2 separate regions of the Homo sapiens genome follow, and region 1 is linked to region 2. A link is an interaction called in ENCODE POLR2A ChIA-PET data of the cell type or tissue named here. Cell type or tissue: PC-3. All regions are shown on one strand. Each heading gives the region's core, and the rest is flanking DNA. Links, peaks and the distances in the headings are about the cores only.

Evidence for each region. ChIA-PET counts read pairs that join two places held together with the same protein. Peaks named below come from ENCODE experiments on the same cell type or tissue, not always from the same donor. Only the 100,000 strongest peaks of a DNase experiment are listed, where the experiment ranks them.
Region 1: POLR2A ChIA-PET joins it to region 2 with 6 read pairs; 2 of 35 experiments call an interaction of 5 or more read pairs at or near these places.

What each region holds. Positions count from the first base shown.
Region 1 is chr10:4,565,224-4,568,157 of GRCh38, forward strand. No RefSeq gene overlaps it. Among named protein-coding and RNA genes, the nearest start is that of LINC00705, 89 kb to the right of the region's middle. In PC-3, for the core only: no CTCF peak of the experiment used is centred there; no DNase peak of the experiment used is centred there.
Region 2 is chr10:4,724,678-4,727,611 of GRCh38, forward strand. All of the region lies in intron 2 of LOC105376375 (a long non-coding RNA gene), which reads right to left. Among named protein-coding and RNA genes, the nearest start is that of MANCR, 48 kb to the left of the region's middle. In PC-3, for the core only: no CTCF peak of the experiment used is centred there; a DNase peak (open chromatin) is centred at 1,504; H3K4me3 peaks cover 312 bases; H3K27ac peaks cover 2,500 bases.

The DNA of each region.
Region 1 (2,934 bases), core at 296-2,795, 160 kb before region 2:
TAAATTACACTGGTGTAGCTGTGCCTCGGACCACCCCCAACCCCTTATATGTATTTAAAATATGCATGAGTATCCTGCCAGGGGAATAGGCTAAAAGAAGAATATTTCACTTTTATAGGCAATGTGTTTGATATTTAATTTTGTTGTTAAAAATTTGAATATTTAGTCTGGTGCATCCAGAATAAATGGAGATATAGATGTTTTAAATGATATTACTTCCTCTGTTAGGGTGTTCTGTTATTTCTTTCCTTTTTCAATTTTTAATTTCTAATTATTATGGGTTCATAATAGCTGTATATATTTATGAAGTGCATGTGATATTTTGAGACAGGCATACAATGTGTTACTGTAATGTTTTTTGACAGTCTATGCTCACTCTTAACTGCCCAGTACATTATCCAAGGATTTTAAAGATCAAAGGGTAGAATCTGAGACCCCCCACACTTTTTAAAGGAAAAAATAATTCCCCACTACCTATTTTAGCATACAATGCATATGGCACACACTAACGGGCGGGGGCGGGTGGGAGGAGGCGGGGGGAGGGGGGCAGGGGAGGAGGGCGGGGAACTGTTATGGCAAAGTTAACTCACTTAGAAGTAATTCGTCCTTTAGGGCAGAAAGGGAAAGTGCATCTTCCAGCAGGAAAGCTACAGAGTGAGAAACCTTCAAGGGAAAGAAATTAAAGAAACAGGAATAAAAAGATGCCATTGGATAGGTATGAGCAGGAGAAGATGGAGACATTTTATAACAAATTAATCTTCAACCTTTGAGGTTATTCTTTGTATTGAAATTCAGTTGTTTTAAAGAGTCTTTATCACTAAAGACATGATGATTTCCTCATAGCTGAAAGGGAAAGTTCAAATACTGTACAAATCTAATAGTCCATCCTAAATCATTTTTGTGTAAAGATTGAGTTGTATTGAATGAATTTGTCATACTCAGAATGAAACCGGTGCAAATGAAATTCCTGTTAAGGGGCATTAACTTTACTATTTTCTCATTTGCTATAAAAGCCTGGTAAGTACCAAGAGTTGGGACAGACTATAGAACTTTTATGAACCGAGAAGAGAAGGGAGGAGCTTCCTGATGGCTTTAAAAGCAAATATTATTTTTTTAGTTTATGATCTAGGGAAATTAAAAATATATATATTTATCTCCCTAAGGTTTTCTAGGGTTAATTAGATACCACCGAGCTGTTGTTTTAACTCATTTGTTTGCTAGATCCTGCCATCCAATATATTTTAACGAGTTTCTTTATGTTAGACCCATTTTCCCAGTCATTAACCATCCATGTGCTAATCACACAATTATCTTGTCATTCATTTTATAAGACGTTCTGTAAAAACCGACAGCATCCTTCCAGAATGCAGGGGATAAAATTATATTCAGATCATAAACGTTGTTTTATTGAAAGCTTTATGAATAATTTGAGTAAAGAAACAAAAGCACAATAGGAAATATAATTCTATGTAAATAAAGGTAGTATTTAAGAATTATTGAAACCTATGAAAAGATATGTTGCTTTATGTCTTTTAGAGATTCTGAAAAAGTGAGTTGTGAACAGTTTTAAATGATTCATTTCAACAATTGTCCAATGCAAATTCTTTAAACTCTGATCATTAAACTATCATTTTAAAATTATTTAATGCGATCATTCGACAATATTAATGCCTAAACTTAACATAGTATTTTAAAGACATTTCTTTCTAAGATGCTGTGGCTGCCTTTGCAAAAATTTAAACAAATTGTAAAGATTGAGAGACCAGACTAGGAGTTTACTCAAACACGAGCAATAAAGCTTAACTCCCACTCACCCTCTCTAAGGAAAGACCCTTTTCTTGCTTCTCCAACCACCTTGATGAAGAGAAAGAATATCCTGCTATGTTAGGACCAGCCATTTTTTGCTTCCCCAGAAGGGATTACTCTTTGGATCAAAGAACAGAGAACCATCTACACTGCCCTGGACACTTGGATTTGGAAATGTGGCTTCTGCCACCACCAGTTCACTGAAACAGAATGCACAGAATAGACCGAAGTGGCCAGTCTGTAATACTGGGCAGCATTCACCCTTTCCTGAAATTGGAGTCTACTATGGCTTCACAGACACCATCACCTGCTGTATTTCCTTAATTTGTCTGAAATTCACTATACAGTTTCCATCCAGTTTTGTTGTCTTCTGGCCTTCTTTTCTTCAGTTTTCTGCTTGGCCTTATATCCTTATCATTCAACACTCAAGTATTCTCACAGCTTCAACTATGACTTCTAGTTTATATGCTGCCAATCTGTGTTGCCCACCAGTCTTAGCCCTGAGCAGTAGATATCTGTTCAAATGCGAGCTGGCCATCTCCATTTGTATTTCCATCTCAGATATATCGAAATCATCCCCTTTCGGGTGTCCATCTTAATGAAGAAACCATCATTCATTAAGTTGCCCCAAGCGCTTCTCTTTTCCTATTTCTACCATCATATTGTCAGTAGCATGCAATAGAAAGACAGAGCTTACTCATGTAACATGATGTTGGTTTATAGGCTTCTTTTTATTAGATTTCTTGTTCTAACAGTCACTGCCTGTGGCTTCATCCTGAAGGACTAGGAAGATCCTGTATGTTCAGGTGCTTCACACTGGGCCTGGGCAAGACAGGAAACCTCTGAAGGGCATGACTGTCTTCTGGCTGGGACATGCCCAACACTTTATTGGAAGCTATAAACTATAAACAGCTTTTCTTACATATATTACTGGCAAGAATTATGTCATATGATCCATACTTGCTAAAAAGGAATCTTGGGAATTGAATATTTTAGCTCTCAACCTCTATAACAGCAGCAGTAGAGGGGATTATGAAGGCAACCAGTCAAGTCACAATCCATACCTTATCCCAAGCCTCTAATTTATTTTGGATTATTATAAGACTCTCTTAAGGCCCTAATTTGAGT
Region 2 (2,934 bases), core at 261-2,760:
CATTTTGTAAGTTGCATTAAGTTAGAAACATTCATTTTTATTAGTTAAGGATTTTTAGTAAATTATATGACAATTTTAAAATAAATTTCCAAAATTTTACATTTTATCCATAGAAAATATTATCTGGATTTTTCATTTAATTTTATAATTCTAAAGTCCATAACTGTGATAGTACATAATATAAAACATGCAGTTTTTAAATTTTTCCTAAAAATTTAGGCAGTAAAAAATAATCGAAATATGTTTTTGAGTTGCGTTCTTTCACCAATGCTTTCCCTTGATTTGTAATGCAATGTTATCATATATTAAATTCTTACAGATAGTTTTGGGGACTCAACTTTGCCACACAATGTCTTATGTTCTTTTACCAGATCAACACTAATAAAAGTAGTAGTTATTAGAGGTTAATTGTGTTTTAATATTTAGTGGTAAAATTTCTCTCATTAATCTCTCTTTTTTTTCAAATATTTCTTACTGCCCATAACGTTTCATTTTCAAATATCCTTTACTATCCATAATGTTTCATGCATCTATCCATGTTTTTATATATCTCGTGTTGCATAATTTTAGGTAGAATGTCTTTATTGTCAACATTCCTCTAATAAGTTTACTGAAATAAATCTATGTATTTGAAAGGGTGCAAATGTGATAAGAAAATCAAGTTTTTACCATACAGGTTTTTTTCAGATTTATTAAAAACTGTATAACTATTTTCACTTAGTGGTTTGTTTTTGAATACTGGCTCATAAATAGATATTTTCTTAATCTTGTTATTTCTGTCTACTTAACAGTTGTTTTAAAGAATGTAAAAACAATTTCCTGAATACACATTTTTGACACATAAAAAGATTCTCTTTTTGTATTATACATTCTATATTTTTTCTTATTATTTTGTCCCCACGTACATATATTGTTAGATACTGAATTAACTTAATATTTAAATATTCTTATTAAACAAAAACCACATGCTAGATCATATTACATACTATAAACACTATTAACCAAGAAAACTTTTCTTTAAACAGAGGCAGCTCTAATTTAGACTGTCTTTCTGTAAAGAGGATTTCACTCAAAGCTTCTCTCTTTTTGAAGTAATATAAGAAAATTGACCACTGAGAATATAGTTGTTTTTTAGAATTTCATGTGATAAAATTCAGAGTCCCAAATTAAAATTATACCAGTAGATCTAGAGAATTTTTAAAGAGGCCAAACTTCAAAATGATATTTTATCCAAATAGGTAACAACAGTGAACAGTCAGACTCAGAGAGAGAGGAATAAAAATATCCACATTGCTCGAGAGCTGTCTATAAATCACACAATAGTAATTATATTTAGCCTCCACAAAGAGCTCCTTTTAAAGAAAAATGACTCTCTCATAGTTGGCTTTGCCCTAGAATGATATCTAGCAGATATCTATTTTAAAGTTCAAAGTCTAACTATTCAGTAATATGTCATTATTTCTTTCCACATTATTGTGTGTCTTTTCACTGTTTGCTTTGACTACATAATTCCACTATGACTCATTCTAACATTAGATCACACTGTAGGTCTTTATACTTATTTCATTGCAGAGGTGATTCACAAATTTAAACAAGCTATGTGCACGTAGATCAACATTTTCAAATATGTAAATGTCTGTCCTTAATAGATGATAAATCCTCAAATACACTGTGCTAACACAAGACCTTGCTTCAATTTAACATTTTCAAACATGACATCCCCATACAGCCATGGAAATACTTCAGCTATGGATCAGGAAAGTAAAAATTTAAGCCATTTATTTTTCAACTGCCTTATATTTCCCAAGTTCAAAAGTACATTGCCAGATTAACCAACCTTGACTTTTGAGATACGTTCAATTTAGCCATCCTGAGAGTAGTCGATTGTGAGGGCACTTATGATAAAATATTTCACATTTTGTAAGTTGCATTAAGTTAGAAACATTCACTTTTATTATTGGTTTTTAGTAAATTATATGAGAATTTTAAAATAAATTTCCAAAATTTTACATTTTCATGCATAGAAAACATTATCTGGATTTTTAATTTAATTTTGTAATTCTAAGTTCATAATTGTGATACTATATAATATAAAATATATACTTTTTAAATTATTTCTAATATATTTTAAATGAAACTCTTCAATAATTGAAGAAAGATTTGAAGATAATAAACTAGAGGGTAATAATTTATATGAATCCTAAACATCTGACAACACTGCTTTAGCCGAATTTAACGATATATCTTAACCCAGTCCAAAAGTTGTTGAGTTCAAACACAGGATATGAATCTTAAAAATAATAAATAGTAAAGAAATTCATAAAGAATCATTTTTATTAAATTTTTTTGATGTCCTTTACTGTTTAAAATTAACATATTTTGTTTATTTTTAAAGATGTTATCTTTTATTTAAGAATAACTATAGTGTTGGCAGTTAAAAATCACAGGTTTCTGCTCAAAATACTACTTTTATATTTGGGGTAGATATTCAAATATCCGGGTTTTATTCTGAGCTGTTTAACAAATGTATAAGCATACAAATAGTATGTTACAGTCAACCGCAGTATTAAGAAATAGTTTGTGTAAAGCAGACAGTAGGGAGTATGTAAGTAAGTTGTGTTTAACCATTGGAATTGGAAACATAATTTTAAATCATAGAAACATGGAATAAAGCATTATGTAAGAATCTTCACACAATTTCAAAAAGGACCAGTATTCTATTCATTTGAAAGCCCATTTACGGGGAAAATTTTGAGGAATACTTGTTTTCCATTATTAAATAAAACACAGCTTCTAAACAGGGTGGAAAATACCATACAGAGTTGCCATATGAGAAACAGCTTAATTGCAAATCAGCGCCTTCCTTTCCAAGAATACTTTTGTTACCCCGACACCAGGGTTGTGCTGTAGGTCAGTTGCTTGCCACACAGAAAG